Linked DNA regions of Homo sapiens: region 1 is linked to region 2. Evidence: chromatin loops called from intact Hi-C (ENCODE). Cell type or tissue: heart left ventricle. All regions are shown on one strand. Links, peaks and the distances in the headings refer to the core of each region. The heading gives the core; the rest is flanking DNA. Region 1 overlaps ITGA9-AS1 (ITGA9 antisense RNA 1). Region 2 has its middle 6.4 kb from the start of ITGA9.

What was found. Hi-C counts contacts between places; a loop is a spot of excess contacts. Peaks named below come from ENCODE experiments on the same cell type or tissue, not always from the same donor. Only the 100,000 strongest peaks of a DNase experiment are listed, where the experiment ranks them.
Region 1: it touches region 2 in a loop (3-fold over the local background); 6 of 110 quality-filtered maps call a loop at or near these places.

What each region holds. Positions count from the first base shown.
Region 1 is chr3:37,829,596-37,838,946 of GRCh38, reverse strand. It overlaps ITGA9-AS1 (ITGA9 antisense RNA 1), which reads left to right. Exons shown (of 4, transcript NR_110531.1): 2 at 4,180-4,268. Among named protein-coding and RNA genes, the nearest start is that of ITGA9-AS1, 28 kb to the left of the region's middle. In heart left ventricle, for the core only: a CTCF peak has its summit at 4,980; no DNase peak of the experiment used is centred there.
Region 2 is chr3:37,441,087-37,450,437 of GRCh38, reverse strand. No RefSeq gene overlaps it. Among named protein-coding and RNA genes, the nearest start is that of ITGA9, 6.4 kb to the left of the region's middle. RefSeq lists a silencer at 6,526-6,710. In heart left ventricle, for the core only: no CTCF peak of the experiment used is centred there; no DNase peak of the experiment used is centred there; H3K27me3 peaks cover 258 bases.

The sequences.
Region 1 (9,351 bases), core at 525-8,524, 390 kb before region 2:
ACCCACTGTCCAACCATTCCCAATGAGATGAACCAGGTACCTCAGTTGGAAAGGCAGAAATCACCCATCTTTTGCATCGATCTTGCTGGGAGCTGTAAACTGGAGCTCTTCCTATTCGGCCATCTTGGAAGTGACTCCCATGATCCAGTTTTATCTTTGTTCCACAGCTAACCATTGTTGCAGCACCACTTAATAAAAACTCAGTATTTGTCCCAATGTTTTGAAATGCCACCTTGAATGTATACCACTTTTCCATATGCACTTAGGTTGATTTCCGGCCTTTTTATTCTGTTCTGCTGGTCCATCTATTCATGCACCAGTACCGCACAGTTTTAATTACAGAGGCTTTGTAGACGTTTTAATGAATAGTAGTGCTAGTCTCCAATGCCCACTATAGCTTTTTGCCCCTCAGTATTTTCCTAGATATTCGCAGGAATGTTTCTTTTTCCATATAAACTGTAGTATCAACTTGCTTAGCCCCAGTAACAAAAACTGTCCTCAAAGTGTTCTTAAAATTTAGAATGACTTCTCAGCATTAAAGGTGGGGAGATATCACATGAAAATTGTATTTCTGGTTTCTCTTGAAAATTGGGAAGCGCTGTCACATGGGCTTTTTTTTTTTTTTTCCCACATGACCTATTGCTGTAGGTCAGCCTGCACACAGGCCTGTGCTCTTCAAGACCACGCAGGCCTCACCATTCCCTCTGACAGCTCACTGCTGCCCTTCTTCACACACGCAAGTTCCCTGTGTGACATCTGAGTTGGTGACTGTGGCTTCAGATGATCACGAAAGTATGTTCCAGGCCCATCCTCCACCCTCTATTTCTCTGTCTCACAACACAAATGTTAAGAAATGGATTTGTGTTGCTTTGTTCACTGCTGTTATTTCCAGGACCTAAGAAGAGGGTGTGGGGCGTGTCTGGCCCTAGGTAAGTCTTTGTTCAATGAAGGCATGTCATAGATAGGAAACAAGAAATGATCAGAACATGTTCTGTCTTCAGAAAACCATTGAAAATACATCAAATGGAACCACACACTGTGGGTGGGAGTGACTTGGTACAGCCCTTATAGAGAACAATTTGGCAATATTTGTCAAAATTACAAACACATAGATCAGTTGTTCCTGCAGTTCCATTTCTAGAAATTTGTCCTAAAGTATATTTGCACACAGGAAAAATGACGGTGTACAGGGTTAATTATTGCAGTAATAATAAAAGATTGAAAAAACCTAAATTTCCCTCAAAAGGGGACTGATTATATAAACTATGGTTTATCCATATATTGGAAGAATGGAATGTTATACAGCTATAAAAAGAATAAGGGGCCAGGCACAGTGGCTCACGCCTGTAGTCCTAGCACTTTGGGAGGCCAAGGCAGGCTGATCACTTGAGTTCAGGAGTTTGAGACCAGCCTGGCCAACTTGGTGAAATCCCATCTCTACTAAAAATACACAAATTATCCAGGTGTTGTGACACTTGCCTGTAATCCCAGCTACTTGAGAAGCTGAGGCAGGAGAATTGCTTGAACCCAGGAGGTGGAGATTGCAATGAACCGAGATTGCACCACTGTACTCCAGCCTTGGTGACAGAGTGAAACTGCCTCAAAACAAAACAAAACAAAGGGTGCTATCTGTGAAATGAGAGGGAAAACATGAGGTGCAGAATAACGTATCTAGTGGGCTACCTTTTATGTATAAAAGGAAAACAACCCAAAGGAAATATTCATATTTGCTTGCAAGTATGTAAAGAAAATCTGTATGGACTCATAAGAAAATAGTAACAATGGTTAGATGGAGGGTGGAGGAGGTATGGCGAAGAAACTGGGCAGATGAGGACAGGGTGGGAAGGAAAATTCTAATTCTCTCTTTCTCACTTTCCATGACTTTGAGGAGTAGGTTTTAGAGCAAATATTTATATATAATGTATGCATACATACATACACATATAGTAATAACAAATATGAAACTAAAGTGACAGTAGAAGAAGCCATCAGACCCTGGAGACCATAACTATCCACAGGACACTGTGTATGGCCACCATCTGATGGAGGCTCTAGGTCACTCACTGGAATTTTCATCCACTCTTGCTAGAAGATAATTTATTGGGCATGTTCCTTTCATCTTGACAGAAAAGACAGTGAAATATGTTTCCACTCCTACTGTCTTGCACTCAGATAATCCCAGAGAGCACTTTACAGATTGACAGCCAATAAACCACTTCACCCAGTGGAGAAATAGAGCAAATTCCAAGATGGAATTGGTGACATCCATGCCACAGGGGATGGCCCAGCAAATGCTTCGTGATAAATAAGTTGAAATAGCCCAGCTAGTGAAATCTGCACTGAGAATTTAGCAAAGAAAGAATTTATCAAGTTACTATTGTTCTAGAATGATAGAAAGCAAAATCTTCTAAACTATTGAAATACAAATTCAGGAAGTCTTCCAAGAATAACTCAGATCTTATATATAGAGTCTGGCACATGGCATATGATCAATGTAAAATGAATTTTAAAATAGAAAATTTATTAAACAGAGTGCTGTTACTCAAATAAATTAAATGGATGAATCTGTTTCTGTCATAGCATATATAAAAATATTTTAAACTGGGGAGCCCAGAGAATAATTAAAACTTGGCCAGGTGCAGTGGCTTACGCCTGTAATCCCAGCACTTTGGGAGGCTGGGGTGGATGGATCACCTGAGATCAGGAGTTTGAGACCAGACTGGTCAATATGGTGAAACCCCATTTCTACTAAAAATACAAAAAGTTAGCCAGTTGTGGTGACGGGTGCCTGTAATCCCAGCTACTAGGGAGGCTGAGGCAGGAGAATCGCTTGAACCCAGGAGGAGGAGGTTGCAGTGAGCCAAGATTATGCTACTGTACTCCAGCCTGGACGACAGAGTGAGAATCTGTCTAAAAAAAAAATACTGTGGCAGATGATATTTTTGTATATATGTGTATTTTAATAATTTTGTCCTTTTTTGGTCTATAGTTTAATTTTTTTCTGGGATTGCCACTGTGTCTTTGGAGTTATTAGTTTCCTTTTTTAAAAAAAATTCTCAAATGTCAAGCCATTCTATTTACACCTTTGCAGAGATCTGATGCAAATTTCAACATTTTTGGTAGGCTAAATATTGTTGTTTTAATTCTGTATGCCACAGCTCAGAGTCACATTGTCAAAGTATAATATTCACTTTAAAAAAACTTTAGCATAAATACCTCAGACTAAATATATTTATATCCAGGGAAAATGTTCAAACTGTTAAGCTAAGAGCATACAGTTAAGCATTCATACAGACTTATATGAACATAGACATGAAAGGAATCTATATTAAATAGTACAAGAGGAATGTAACAGCTTAGAATCAAAATATGCCTCTGTTGCCTTTATGTGTTTAAAACTAACATTTTTTAGTAGCTGAAATTGTAGAGAAAATGTTGCCCAGAAGTACCCATTGATTTGAGGGCATTTCACTCATTGTTACAAGGATGTGAAGAGTGAATCTCCTTGGCAATGATATCATTTTGGAGACAGAGTAGGGAAAATAGGTTACAAAACAGTGCATAGAGAATGGTTCCATTTCAGTAAGGATCATCTTCTACGCTTCATCATAATTCTCAATTTCTCAAGAGTTCTGCAACCTGAGATGAATACAGTAGTCCCCTCTTATCCATGGGGTATACTTTCTGAGACCCCCCTCTTATCCAAGGGGGATACTTTCTGAGAATCCCCTCCCCTTATCCATGGGGGATACTTTCTGAGATTCCCACCCCCCCCCACCAGTGGATGCCTGAAACTGCGATAGTACCAAACTCTGTATATACTATGTTTTTCCCTATACATACATATCTATGATAAAGTTTAATTTATAAACTAGGCACAGTAATAGAGTAACACAATAATAAAATAGAACAATTATAACAATACGCCAGCGTCGCTTCTCTTCTGCTTTGGGGCCACTATTCATTCAAGTAAGGGTGACTTGAACCCAAGCACCATAATACCACTGCAGTCGAGCTGTTAACCAAGACGAAGTGACTAACGGGCAGGCCGCGTGGCTGATTCACATCCCAGGTGGGACGGAGCAGGATGTGTAAGATTTCATTACGCTACTCAAAACGGCATGCAACTTAACACTTACAAAATATTTATTTCTGGAATTTTCCATTTAATATTTTCAGACTGCAGTTGACAGCAGATAACTGAAAGCTCGGAAAGCGAAACCGTGGATAAGCAGGGGAACTGTGGCATCCCATTTAAAATTGCTTCTGTAAGTTTATGTTTGAAGTATTTTGTTCCTTGAAAAGATGCTTGCTTTTTGCCTTTTCTTATTGTTCTTACTAACTGCGTTACTTAATTTTTCAAACATTGTTGGCCCTCAGCACTACTTCACTGAAGTTTTAGGAAGCTAAATGTTATGTTCCCATAAAGATCAAAAGTGTCGCCGGGTGCGATGACTCACGCCTGTAATCCCAGCACTTTTGGAGGCCGAGGTGGGCAGATCACGAGGTCAGGAGATCAAGATCATCCTGGCTAACACGGTGAAACCCCGTCTCTACTAAAAATACAAAAAGTTAGCCAGACGTGGTGGCAGGCACCTGCAGTCCCAGCTACTCGGCAGGCTGAAGCAGGAGAATGGCTTGAACCTGGGAGGCAGAGCTTGCAGTGAGCCAAGATTGCGCCACTGCACTCCAGCCTGGGCGACAGAGCGAGACTCTGTTTCAAATAAATAAATAAATAAATAAATAAATAAATAAATAAGAGACCAAAAGTGTCACACTTTTAAAGCAGTTGTTAGAAAAGCTGGACTGATGTGTCCTGACCACCTGGGAACAGCTGGCAGCCCAATTATTTGATATTCTTCCAATTAATTCAGACTCTTATGGGCACAGTGCTGCCTTCACCTTGGGCCTTCCTTTTAGCTTTTGAAGGCACAGAGGGCCACTGTCCTGGCAGCCACCTACCAGCAGGGTGCCCTCATGCCTCACCTCATGGCTGTGCTTCTTGGTTCCTGCTCTCTGGCCACTCGGCCCTCCTCAAGTTCTTGAACAATCCAGGCTCCCATCTGCCATTAGGTCTTTGCAAATAGTGTTCCCTTGCCTGGAATGCTTTCTTCACCTAGTTAGTCCTCCTTTTTGGTCATCTCTTCCTTAGGGAAGCCTGCCCTGATAATCCAGAAGAGGCACACCCTTTCATTTCATGCCCTTACAACACCCTTTATTTACATGTTCATTGTTAGTGACTGTCTTCCTTTTTAAACTGTATGCTTTTTAAGGTAGAACCCTTTCTGTTTTTGCTCATCATGACATTCTGGTTCTTAGTGGATTTTTGTAATTATTGCTGTATGAATGAATGTATTATTTTAATAATTTATTCATTGCCAGAGGTCAGTAAAATGCAAACCCTATATACCCAGTCTTGTTGCAGTTTGCTGAGCGGGTGGAGCGTTACCTTGGGAGGCCCTGATCCCTCCCTGGGCGGACATTCTCCCACAGCCAAACTCTCAAGAAATGTATGGGCTAATGTAGGATATTTTACAGCGAGAGCTGTGACTATCAGTAGCTTCTTCAGTGACCATGAACATTAGAGGTGGGGCTTGAGGCTGGATGTATCTGTTGCCACTGCAGGGCTGCACATCCGGGGTTCAGATGCTGTGGTAATGAGCTAGGTCCTGTGTCAGCTACCTCCTCTGCGTGGTCCTTTCAGACTCATCTTGGGGCCTTGGCTCATTGTTGTAGCCCACACCTCTGTGGGCTCTGCTGCATCCTGCAGTGACTGTGAGGGCCTTGCCCTGCTGCTGCTGGTGCTTCTCACCACTTTTGGACTCAGACAAAGCCCCTGATGCAGGGCTTGGGATCTGGCTCTCTAGCAGCTGGTGAGGGAGTGCATATCATCCTTTACACACTGGAAGTGCAGGAGAATTAACTTCCATGGAGGCAAATTTTGACCACTGGGATCCAGGAGATGAAGGAGAACCAGCAGATCAATGATATTTTTGTCCTTTGCTTAGATGGATGGAGATGCAGAAGTTCAGCCCTACGAGGTCCATGATTAATTAGCTGAGCAGAGGCCAGCTCAGTAGCGCACCTCCTGTTTGCTCTCCCTCTTTCTTTGCTGCACACCCCTTTCTCCCTCACTTTTGCTTCCCTGGGATTGCATTCCCAATAAAGTGTTCATACATAAACCTTTGCCTCAAGCTCTGTTTCCTGGGAAGCCCAGGCTGGGCTGGGCCCTTCCCCACTGCCAGTCCTGGACACACACTGCAAATGTTCCCTCCTAGAATTCTCGTGACTGTTGTCCGGGCTCCACTACTGCACTGCACCCCCACAAGCCAGGCATTCTTTCTTTACACAGAGCAATTGATTAGATTGAACCTTTCTTCACTGTGACCACAATTCTGTCCCAATTCCCTGAGGCCTACATTAGCCTGTTCCACATAATTCCTCATGTTTTATTTTTTCAGGTAACTGATATTAGACTTTACAGATGATTTTTAAATTTATTTTTTACTTTTATTGAAATTACAAAGTTTAAAGAGTCAAGTAATTCTATAAGGCTTGGTACAGAAGTCTACACTCCCTGACATCCATTTGTATTACCCATTTATAGGAGGCAACCACTTTTAACTGATTACTTAGGTATTTATGTTTATCTCTCCAAATAACAAATATTGCTGTATCTTCATCCTTTCGTTTTAGGCATGACCTGTTGATTTTTCTCAATGAAAGATGAAGATTTAGCTCATTTTAACAAACCTTATATCCACCTCTACTTCACACGCATACTTCTTGTCCCCTCTCTTCCTAATGCTGTTGTAGCACGATTTAGTTTAAAACTCAGTGTTTACTTTGTTATAAATATATAAGGCTGTTCATAGTTGAGCCACGTGGTAAACCATGATTATTTTCCAGTTTCTGTTCAACTTTTGCTTTCTCTGAAATCAGTAATTGTCTTTTTTCCCTTTACTTAGTACTGTGGTCTGAATGTTTGTGCACCCACCGTGGCCCCCATCATTCATACGTTGAAATCCAAAGCTCCAAGGTGATGGTATTAGGAGGTGGAGCCTTTGGGAGATGATTAGGTCATGAGGGTGGAGACTTCACTAATTGGATCAATGCTCTTATAAAAGAGGTTTGCGTTGCCTCCTTGGTGCAGTCAGCAGCATGTCAGTCTCATAAGACGCTTGAGGGAAACTGTTTGCTCTTTCCTTTCCACATGTAGGACACAGCATGAAGATGCCATCTATGGGCTGGGTGCGGTGGCTCATGCCTGTAATCCTAGAACTTTGGGAGGCCGAGGCAGGCAGATCATTTGAGGTTGGGAATTCAAGACCAGCCTGACCAACATGGTGAAACCCCGTCTCTACTAAAAATACAAAAATTAGCCGGGCGTGGTGGTGGGCACCTGTAATCCCAGCTACTCGGGAGGCTGAGGCAGGAGAATCATTTGAACCCAGGAGGCAGAGGTTGCAGTGAGCCGAGATTGCACCATTGCACTCCAGCCTGGGCAACAGAGTGAGACTCCGTCTCAAAAAAAAAAAAAAAAAAAAAAAAAAGAATGTGCCATCTATAAACCAGAAAGCGGGCCCTCGCCAGATACCAAACCTGTTGGCGCCTTGGTCTTGGACTTCCTAGCCTCCAGAACTGTGACAAATAAATTTCTGAGTTTTTGTGTTTTTGTTTTGGGACAGGGTCTGGCTATGTCACCCAGACTGGGAGTGTAGTGGCACGATCATGGCTCACTGCAGCCTCGACCTCCTGCACCCAAGCGACCCTCCTGCCTTAGCTGCCCCCACAACCACACCCCTGTAGCTGGGACTATAGGCACATGCCACCAGCCTGGCTAACTTTTTTTATCTTTGGTAGAGAAAAAGTCTCACTATGTTGCCCAGGCTAGTTTTGAACTCCTGGGCTCAAGTGATTCTCCTGCCTTGGCCTCCCAAAGTGCTGGGATCACAGGTGTGAGCCACTGCTCCTGGCCTTTCTGGTTTTTGTTTTTTTGTTTTATAAACCACCCAGTTTATGGCCTGAATGAATTAAGATATTTGACATTCTCTTTCTTTCTTTCTCACTAATTTATTTCTAAACCTAGCTCAAGATGTATTAATACACATCTCCTTCCCTTACATTTGAACATGTTAGGTGCTCTTCAGTATTGATTTCTTGATAATGCAGCATCTCCCAGAACCTTTGTACCTGCTCAGTGTGACTAGCACACTGCTGAGTGAGGTGCTGGTCCTTCCTCACCATGCTGGGCTGGCCTTCCCTAAACCATCTTCTATGGGTTGATGATGTGATTGGCCCCTTGGTGGGTCTTACTTTTCCTATAGATCTGAAAGCATTGATGAGGTGAGGGAAGTGGGGCATACAGAGAATAGGCATCTCCCTTAAGGTGATTACTTTGTTATTTCAGAGTCTTCAAGTAAGGCAAGAGCAGCCTCATTAGATGGGGGAAAGGAGAGGCTCATGGAATCCTCCCTTATCTCCCCATTCCAATTCCTGGCTCCCACTCATTTCCTTATCAATGCCCTACATTTCACATAAGGGATTTGATGATCTGTGGATTTAATGGATTTTACAATTTGACAACCCACAGGATTCAGTCTGAGTTTTGGCAACCTTAGTACTGTGGCTGCACAAGATAAAGGTTTTTTTTTTTTTTCTTTTGATTTGTTTTGCTTTGTTTTTGAGACGGAGTCTCGCTGTGTCACCCAGGCTGGAGTACAGTGGCACGATCTTGGCTCACTGCAACCTTCACCTCCCTGGTTCAAGGAATTCCCCTGCCTCAGCCTCCCAAGTAGCTGGGATTACAGGCACATGCCACCACTCCTGGCTAATTTTTTTGTATTTTTAGTAGAGACAGGGTTTCACCATGTTGGCCAGACTGGTCTCAAACTCCTGACCTCAGGCAATCTGCCCGCCTCGGCCTCCCAATGTGCTGGGATTACAGGCGTGAGCCACCGCGCCCGGCTGATAAAGATTCTTTTAGCCCCATCATAGACAGTATCTTGTTGCACAAACTTACCTTAAACCAAAAATGTAGAATTTGAGCTGCTTGTTCTTTTTCATTAAGCTGTCCTGTGTCAGCTCACTGCAGCCTCCACCTCCCAGTTCAAGCAATTCTCCTGCCTCAGCCTCCTGAGTAGCTGGGATTACAGGCGCCTGCCACCACACTCAGCTAATTTTTGTATTTTTACTAGAGATGGGGTTTCTCCATGTTGGCCAGGCTGGTCTTGAATTCCTGACCTCATGATCCACCCGCCTCAGCCTCCCAAAGTGCTGGGATTACAGGCATGCACCACCATGCCTGGCTAATTTTTGTTTTAGTAGAGATGGGGTTTCTCCATGTTGGCC
Region 2 (9,351 bases), core at 718-8,717:
TGTTTCTACTAAAAATACAAAAAATTAGCCAAGCATGGTGGCACATGCCTGTAATTCCAGCTACTTGGGAGGCTGAGGCAGGAGAATCGCTTGAAGCTGAGGGGTCGAGCTTGCAGTGAGCCGACAGTGCGCCACTGCATTCCAACCTGGGTGACTGAGCAAGACTCCATCTGAAAAAAAAAAAAAAAAGAAAAGAAAGAAAAAGAATAGCTGGGCACGGTGGCTCATGCCTTTAATCCCAGCACTTTGGGAGGCCAAAGCGGGCAGATCACCTGAGGTCAGGAGTTCGAGACCAGCCTGGCCAACCATGGTCAACATGGTGAAACCCCATCTCTATTAAAAATAAGAAGATTAGCCAGACGAGATGCCGCACGCCTGTTATCTCAGCTACTTGGGAGGTTGAGGCAGGAGAACTGCTTTTACCTGTGAGGCGGAGGTTACAGTGAGCCGAGATCGTGCCACTGCACTCCAGCCTGGGTGACAGAGTAAGAATCCATCTCAAGAAAAATGAAAAAAAAAAAGAATGACCTGCTTAAAGAAAAGCAAGCTTAGTAAGAGGATGAGGCACTATGGGGGAGATTTTGAAGGAGACTTTTAACTTTCTTCATGTTTTGGTTGTGTGAGAGTGAAAAATGATCAATTCTCGTTGTAGAACACAAAACACAAGGTTTTCTTTTGTTTTTCTTTTTTTGGTTTTGTTGTTGTTTTTGAGACAGTGTCTCGCTCCTGTCCCCCAGGTTGGAGTGCAGTGGTGCAATCACTGTTCACTGCAGCCTCGACCTCCCAGGCTCCAGCAATCCTCCCACCTCAGCCTCCCAAGTAGCTGGGACCACAGACATGTACCACCATGCCCGGCTAATTTTTATACTTTTGGTAGAAACGAGGTTTTGCCATGTTGTCTAGGCTGGTGTCAAACTCCTGAGCTCAAGTGATCCACCTGCCTTGGCCTCCCAAAGTGCTGGGATTACAGCCATGAGCCACTGTGCCTGGCTGAAGTTTTCATCTGTGGTAGAGAGCACTAGTATCTTCCCAATATTTATACTTCCCATTTTCCTTACTAACAAAGCCCAGAGTTAGTGGAGTGTTAATATGCCTAGCTTTAAAAATAAATAAAACTATGTTTCCCAGTCTCTTTTGCAGACAGAGTGGCCATGTGCAGTGTCTGGCCAATGAGATATGAGCATGTTATTTGGGTGGTAGGCTTCTCAGGAGGTTTCTTAAAGGAGAGGCAACTCAGCTGACTTATGGCTTTTGTCCTGTGCCCTTGCCCCTCTTGCATGAAGCACAGAGGTCATGGCTGGAGATGCAGCAGCTGTTTTGAGGGCCACCTCAAAGGAAAGGCCAGGAGAATTGCAGAGACTTCAGCTGTCACATGCTAGAACTGCTGCACCTGACATGGGATGCCTTCCTGGGGACTTCTTACTACCTGAAAAAAAGTAAACACCTAATTTATAAGAGCCACTGCTTTTAGGGATTCTGTTATTTGTAGGCAAGCAGAATTTCTTGTTGATTTAACATCTAGAATGAATGGAATCTAGAACAGATGCTCCTAACCTAGAGTTCACTCATTTTCCATGTTGCTTCAGAGGTCCTAAGATCCCCTGTGGTTGGTAGACTAATAGTCCCCCTCCTAATCCCTGGAACCTGTGAATATGTCACCTTATATGGCAAAAAAGGACTGAAAATGTGATTAAGGTTAAGGGTCTTGAGATGGAAAGATTTTCCAGGATTATCTGGCTGGGCACAGTCTAATTATGTGAATCCTTAAAAGCAGAGAACCTTTCCTTGGCTGTAGCACGAGAAAGAGATGTGAAGTGGAAGTGGGGTCAGAGAGATGCCACATTGTTGGCTTTGGAGATAAAAGAAGGGACCCATGAGCCAAGTAATACAGGCAGCTTCTAGAAGATGGAAGAGACAATAAAATGGATTATCTCCTAGAGCCTCCAGAAAGGCAACACCTTGAGTTTAATCCAGTGAGACTCCTGTCCCACTTCTGACATCCAGAACTGTAAGATAATAAATGTTGTTGTTTTAAGCCGCTATGCTTGTGACCATTTGTTATAGCAGAAGCAGGAAACTAATATAGCCCTCTAGAATTATATATAAAAGTGTGTATGTGTGTGTTTGTGTGTTTCTTAGGGAAAGATCCACAGATTTCAACAGATTCTTTAAAGGTAAGGTAGGTTTTAGAAGACAGGAAACCACTGATCTAAAACACACTGATTTCCAACTTTGGAAACCAAACCCTAAAAATGATATCGGTTAAAAATTATAGCATTGGTGTTTGATTTAACTAAACAGTAGCTGTCAATCCTGACTGTATATTAGACCACCAGGCAACTATTTAAAAATACAGATTTACTAATAACACTCTAGGTCAGAATCTAGGGGCAAGGCCCAGGAATCTGCATTTCCAACACCTCTTGGGAGATTTGTCAAGTAGCCAGGCTTGGGAAGCACTGTCCTACAGGAGAGAGATTCAGAACCCTGCACTGTATTCCTTAACCTGTGGCACCATGATGTGGTAAGAAAAACGTAGGATTTGGCATCTGGTGAAGAGAATTTAACTCCCAGGCCCGAACAACTGTGTAATTTTAGTAAATCAATAAAACAAGGATACCAATAACTAATAAACCTATTGATGAGCTTCTCAGGACAGCATTTCCTAACCATAAAACGCTAAACATGTATTAGTTATTCGTATAATCTGAGCTCAAGAGTGAGCTCAATTTCCTAGTTGCCAGAATAAGCTGTTTTACAGAGACTTGACCTGAAGGGCGTGTCTCCAGGGTCACCAGCTGGAGGGGAGAGGCATACTATTTCAAACCTGGCCATGCAAAATGTAGATTTGCTTTATGGAATGGAGACTTTTGAAAAACTGAACCTCTTGTCCAATTTCCCAACGGAAATGGCAACCAAATGCCCTCCATTCCTTTATGCTCTCACTTCAAGAAGGAATCTGAAGGTTTTCCATTAGCCTTAGTGGCTGCAAACTGAACAGCATGCTCTATCAGCTCACCTAGCATTGGCGTTTTCTATAAGCTGTGCAAAATTGCTCTCCACAGTTACTTTGTTAAACAGTTACATTGTTAAACAATTAAACAGTTACATACATACTTTGTTGAATTGTTACTGCTACTGTAACAATGCAAAAGAAGTGATGGTTATACTGCTCTGCTCCCTCCTGCCTCACTGCAGAGAGGAATATTGGAATGATTAAATGTTGGGGTGAAAACAACATTGGCTTTTCAGAAGCCTCAAAAAAGTCTTGGAGGCCAGACACAGTTGCTCATGCCTGTAATCCCAACTTCTGGAAAGCCAAGATGGGAAGATTGCTTGAGGCCAGAGTTTGAGACAACATAGTGAGACCTCATCTCTAGGGCGAAAAAAGTGACCGGACATGGTGGTATGCACCTGTAGTCCTAACTTCTTGGGAGGCTGAGATGGGAGGATCACTTGAGCCCAGGAGATGGAGGCTACAGTGAGCTATGATTCCACCACTATGCTCTAGCCTGGATGACACAGTGAGACCTTGTCTCTAGAAAGAAAAGAAAAAGGAAAAACTCTTAAGATTAATTAGTCTTTTTAATCCTTCCTTTCTCTAATATCTTTTTTTTTCTTTTTGCTTATACATTTGTAGATTTTTATCTGCCTCTCATTATTTCCTAAATGCTTAACTACTAGGTCAAAGCTAGGTAGATATCTAAGGCTCTTAATACAAGCCAATTGGCTTAGTAATCTTTAGGTTTAGAATACAATTTTTCATTACAAATACTATGCTATATTACTATAGCAGGAAATACACATAGTTCCTCCAGGTGAGTATTTCTGGACCCTGTATTGAGCCATACTTTTTCCTGTGCTCTTTTTTCTAGAGTGCCCTTCCCATGGTCTCCGATGGGAAATGCTAATTTCTCCCTGACAAAGCTTCCCAACCATAACTCTCTAACATCCTCCTTGTCTCCCCCAAGGGACTGCTTGCATTTCTGGGGTCTGTGTGAGTGTACCGTAGGAGGACCCTAAATGGAGGTTTAGACACTCCCCACTGATTATGAGAGCCCGGTTTGCAGAGACCTGACGGGTACAGACACTCGAGCAGAGCAGATGCTGCTGTAAGGTGATAGGACTGCTAGCAGCAAGGAAGGCTCACTCACTATGTGTCTCACACTGCACTAAGCATGTTATAGATCACTTTATCTTATGTAAACCTCACAGTGATCCAGTTGGGAAGATGCAGTCTGAGATTTTATCTCAGTTACCATAGAACCATGTGAAATGAGGACTGACCATATGATGGGTTCACAATCCTTGTCCAAAACTCTTAGGGCCAAATGTGTTTCTGCAATCAAGTTTTTTCAGTTTAGAAGAGAAGACAGCATCACACCCCATATATTACAAGATAATATACCGTTTATTACATAACCAGCCCATGAACACTGCACTCCCCCCAAAAGTGATCTCTGTAGTTCTAATCCCTCCAAAAGAGCAAGGCCCATAAAGTCAGTTCATCCTCTCTCATTCTTGGGGCACATGGCATCTAATGCCAACTGTCGGGTTTTCTTTGGAGTTAGCCCTAAAGAACTTAGCCACTTGGTTCTTAACAATGCACAATCCAGCCTATACTATCCACTATTTGGTTGAATCAGCACCTTACACAGCCTGTTACAAAAGGTTGGCATGCAACTTTACACACTGACAAGGAACAATCCCTGCAGCATAACAAGGGTAATAACTCAAGTTCCTTAAGGACATGCCTACTATAATCTGGTATATGTAAATTTCTATGCATCTGTATGTATATATGCACAAAGAAAGAGATTTGGAAGTTTACCCTAAATGTTAATAATGATTATGGTTGAGATTATGGGCTATTCTTGCCTATCTATCTATCTATCTATCTATCTATCTATCTATCTATCTATCTATCGTCTATCTATCACTCCTTTAGTACTGCTTGAATTGTCTACAGAGACACAGTGGATGTCTACATCCAGCAGTGGATGTAGAAGATGCTACCTCCGTAAAGCCAAAGTCACTAATCAAAGTTAGAAATAGGGAAGTGGATCAAGAGCTGTGCACACACAGCTATCTGATCTCCAAATGAGGAGACAACTTGACCTTCACACAACAGAGAAAGAAAGAGGAGCCAAGGGCAGCTCTCATTCCCATCTATTAACAAGCCCTGCCCTCTGGCCCTGGCCTCTGTTGAGGGGACTTTGCCAACTGAGGTAGGTAGACCAGCCATCATGTGGAAGGAAGAAGTGGTCAATAGCCAGATGGCTCCTCACAGTATTTTCAAAAGAGGCAGAAAAAAATAAAAAGGGTTTGGATCATTCACATACCAGATAATCGTTGTCTAAATGATTGACACAGCTAAATGCACCTCTTAACGGCAATTCTTCAAAAGTTGCCTTGCCCTGTTTTTCATACATAAGACAAGCTATACTTCCACGTGGCTTTGATATCCAGAAAGTTCAGAGGAAGGGCAAATACTATCGCCAAGCCTTCAACTATAATAGCAGGCAGAGATTTGAGCAAATACTTTCCCACTGAAGTATTTCATAAGCCAAAAGTTAAACTGTTATTATTGGGTGCAATATTTCCAACCTGTTTCCATGCTCAAACAAATTTTTTTCCAGAGATCTAAATTTAGTGAAACGGCTTTAAGCAACAACCATCAGTGTTAGAATACAGCTGTACAACATAATGCCAAGTTTTAAAAACACTTCTCACTTCAATTGAAATATTAAAGCTAGCCTATGGCTTAGCAAAACATAAAATATTAAAATGATGATATTTGTTGGAGGCAGTTTAGGGTGATGAGTAACAGTGAGGGCTGTGGTGCTCGTAATCCCAATGTAGTGGCTTGTCAGATATATTAGTCTTCTAGGGCTGCCATAAAAAAATACCACAGACTGGGTGGCTTAAATAACATAAATTTATTTTCTCACAGTTCTGGAGACTGAAAGTCCAAGATCAAGGGCAGCAGAGTTGGTGTCTGGTGAGGGCTCTTCCTTTGGGTTGCAGATGGTCCCCTTCTTGCTATGGACTCACATGACCTCTTCGTGCTTGCAGAGAGGCGGAGGGAGGGGAGAGCGAGAGCAAGAGAGAGGACACTAATTCTATCAGATCAGAACCCCACCCTTATGACCTCAATTACTTTCATATTCCAAATACAGGCGAATTGGGGGTTAGGGCTTCAACATAAGAATTTTGGAGGATACATGCATTCAGTCCACAGCATCAGGTATGTGGCCCTGAGAAGTTATTTGAGCTCTCCCCATTTGTTACAGGGAATCATACCCAAAGGTTTGTTGTGAGGATTAAATGTAATGAGCCACTCTGCACATCGCAGCATGAGGGAAGCAACTGGTACATGTTAGCAATTTAGTGCCATTATTATTATGTCATTTATTCCACTCTTTTAAAATAGCTATTTTTATTTGGAGTAAAAGAAAAACTCAAAACACTTTTCTCAAGGTGTCTGCATGTTTCAGTGGGCCATTTTAGAGCCTTCCTTTGTCTAAGTGTTCAAGCCCTCAAACCCCCAGGTGCTTCAGGTGCCCTGTGAAGGGCTGGAGAGGTGAGTCACAACCCAAGCACCCATGACCTCACTCTCACATCAGCGGCCGGCTAGCCAGCTCCTTTTTCAGGGCCCTCTCTACCTTAGCTTTCGTAAATTGTCAAATCCACATCTCTCCAGGGCTTCCCAGATGTGGGCCATCAGAGGGAGACTCCTGAAACATCTTTGGTGATTTCCTCAAGGTCCCACCCACTCATGGTTTAAATGCAGTGGGATTTTAAGGTGTTGACCTTGGGTGCATGTGTGTGTGTGTATGTGTACATGTGCGTGTGTGCATGTGTATGCACATGCGTGCGTGTGTGCATGTGCGTGTGTGTGCGCATGTGCATGTGAGCGCACGTGTGTGTGTGTGCGTGCGTGTGTGTGCGTGTGTGTGTGCACACACATGCAGGTAAGAGAAGTTCACTTCAATATCATTCAGATGCAATGGAACATTCACCAAAAAATGAGTACCTGGAATTGAATGTATCAGAAGTTGTCTGCCATAGAGGAGTGTGTCTAAAGGAGAGTTACGAGTAGGGGAGTGGGGCAGGAGATGAAATTTTGCAGGAAATGGAAGGGCAGTTCTAGCTTCTTCCCTGTCTTCTTTCAGGCAGCCTCAGTGTACTCCAAACTCTAAGCAAATGTCTTTAGGGAAGGGTAAACACTAAACACGTTTTGGGACCCCTTCTGCTGCTTAACACGCTCCCACAAGAAAAGCCTTCTTATGCCTTCCCCCAGAAAGTTTTTAAGTTGAAGCCTAGGACCTCTTGTACTTGAAGCTGCAAGATATACATGTTATACCTTCTGGGTGCATCAATTTTATTCAAAGACATGAAGGGGGGAATAAATAATATGTTGTGAGATTGGGATGACTCCGAATCAAATCCAGTGACAGGGAAGGCCCCAAGGTCCCTGACATAAAAAACAGGTGAACTAGCTCCTGCAGGAAGTTGGGGTTGAGGAGGTAATAGTGATTCTGAGTCCAGGAGCTGAGACAGCCAGCCTGGGTGCAGTCATCCTTCCTGAAGGCAGGCTTGCACCCTGGGCAAGGGCTGGGTGCGTGTGTCTGAGTCAGTGATACTGGAAGGTGGCCACATCTGCTGAGTGCAATGGGGAGTCGAAGATGGGTCCTCCCTCCACATGCCCCAGGGTCTGCTGCAACTATGAAAAGGTCTGTGCCAGCAGTTGCGGAGGTGGCAGAAGCAGGACACTAAGCCCTGATCACACTGCCTGGGATGCCAGTGGGGTAGATAGAGTGCACATGACATTGGGGCATCCTCTGGCCTTGGGTGGAGGTTCTGACTGCAAAGGCAAGGTGGAAAGGACAGGGATTGACATTTTGGATATGACTAAGCATCCTGGGGGTCTTTCCTTGGAGGAAGGCCTGAGGCGTTTCTCAAGGTGATAAGGGGAGGGCTCAAGCTGTTTTACTGAGACATTAAAAGATATGACCTTGTTTTTTTTGTGTGCCTCAAGACAGAAAAGTGACTACATAAGTATGTTAAGAATGGACTGCCTTCCTGCCCCGCCTCCCTCTCAGAGTCCTGTGCTGGACTCAGCCCACTGTCCATGATCTCTAATGACAGGTTGACTTTTCTTTTCCCAGAATCCTCTTCTGACCTAATCTGCCTGTGGGATCCACACACAGGGTCTCACACATGGGAAACGACACAGAATACTCACAGCCCTGGCGGGGCAAGAAGGGGTGAGGGGAGCCCCAATGCTATGCTGGGATGTGTACGCAAATGGCAGGAAATGTCACCCTGTGGTGGTTTTAAAATATATCCACACATTCTCTTGACACTCCTTCCTCCAAAAGGTGAAGACTAATTCCCCTTCCCTCAAACAGGAGCTGATCTTAGTGCCTTCCTTCTAACAAATAGGATATTGTGGGACTGCTGTGATAGGCCACGAAAAGCATTGTCCCTTCCACCTTACTGTCTCGGGTTGCTCAATCCCGGGAAAGCCACACCAGCCGCCATGTCGTGAGGACACTCAAGCAGCCTGTGGAGAGGCCCATGTGGAGAGGAAGTAAAGCCTCCTGCTAACCTCAAGCACCAATTTGCCAGCCATGTCAGGAGCCGCCTCAGAGGCGGACCCTACAGGTCCAGTCAAACCTTCAGCCTCAGCCAATAGCTTAACTGCCATTTATGAGAGACCCTGAGCCAGAAGCACCCAGATAAGCCACTTCGGGATTCCTGACTAACAAAAACTGTAGTATAATTGATATTGTTTTAAGCCGTTATGCTTTGAGGTAATTTGTTACATAGCAATAGAAAACCAGTACAAATTTGGGGGTAATTTATGACCCAGTAATAGATAACAAACACATACCTCTTCGCCTCAGTGGTGAGCTGATGGGGATGGTAGTTAGAGCCACATAACAGATCCGCATTGCCACAGCTGCCTTTCTGAGTCAGGACACAAGGAAATCCTGCCTAGTGTGGGATGGCTCTGTGGTGGAACAATTGACCTAGCTATGGTCCGAGACTTAAGACCTGAGTCCAAATCTTGATCTGCCACTTACCAGCTGCCAGACACAGGGTTAGTTGCTACACCTTATAGGGACTCCATATCTCATCTGATAATAGTATCCACCTAGTAAGGAGGACAGATTAAATGGAAATAAGTGCACCAAAGTAACAACCAGATGGGGGGTCAGTTGAACCCAGTGGAAGTTATTCAGTCATGCGTCACATAGTGATGGGAATACATTCTGAGAATGTATTGTTAGGGCCGGGCGCGGTGGCTCAGGCCTGTAATCTCAGCACTTTGAGAGGCTGAGG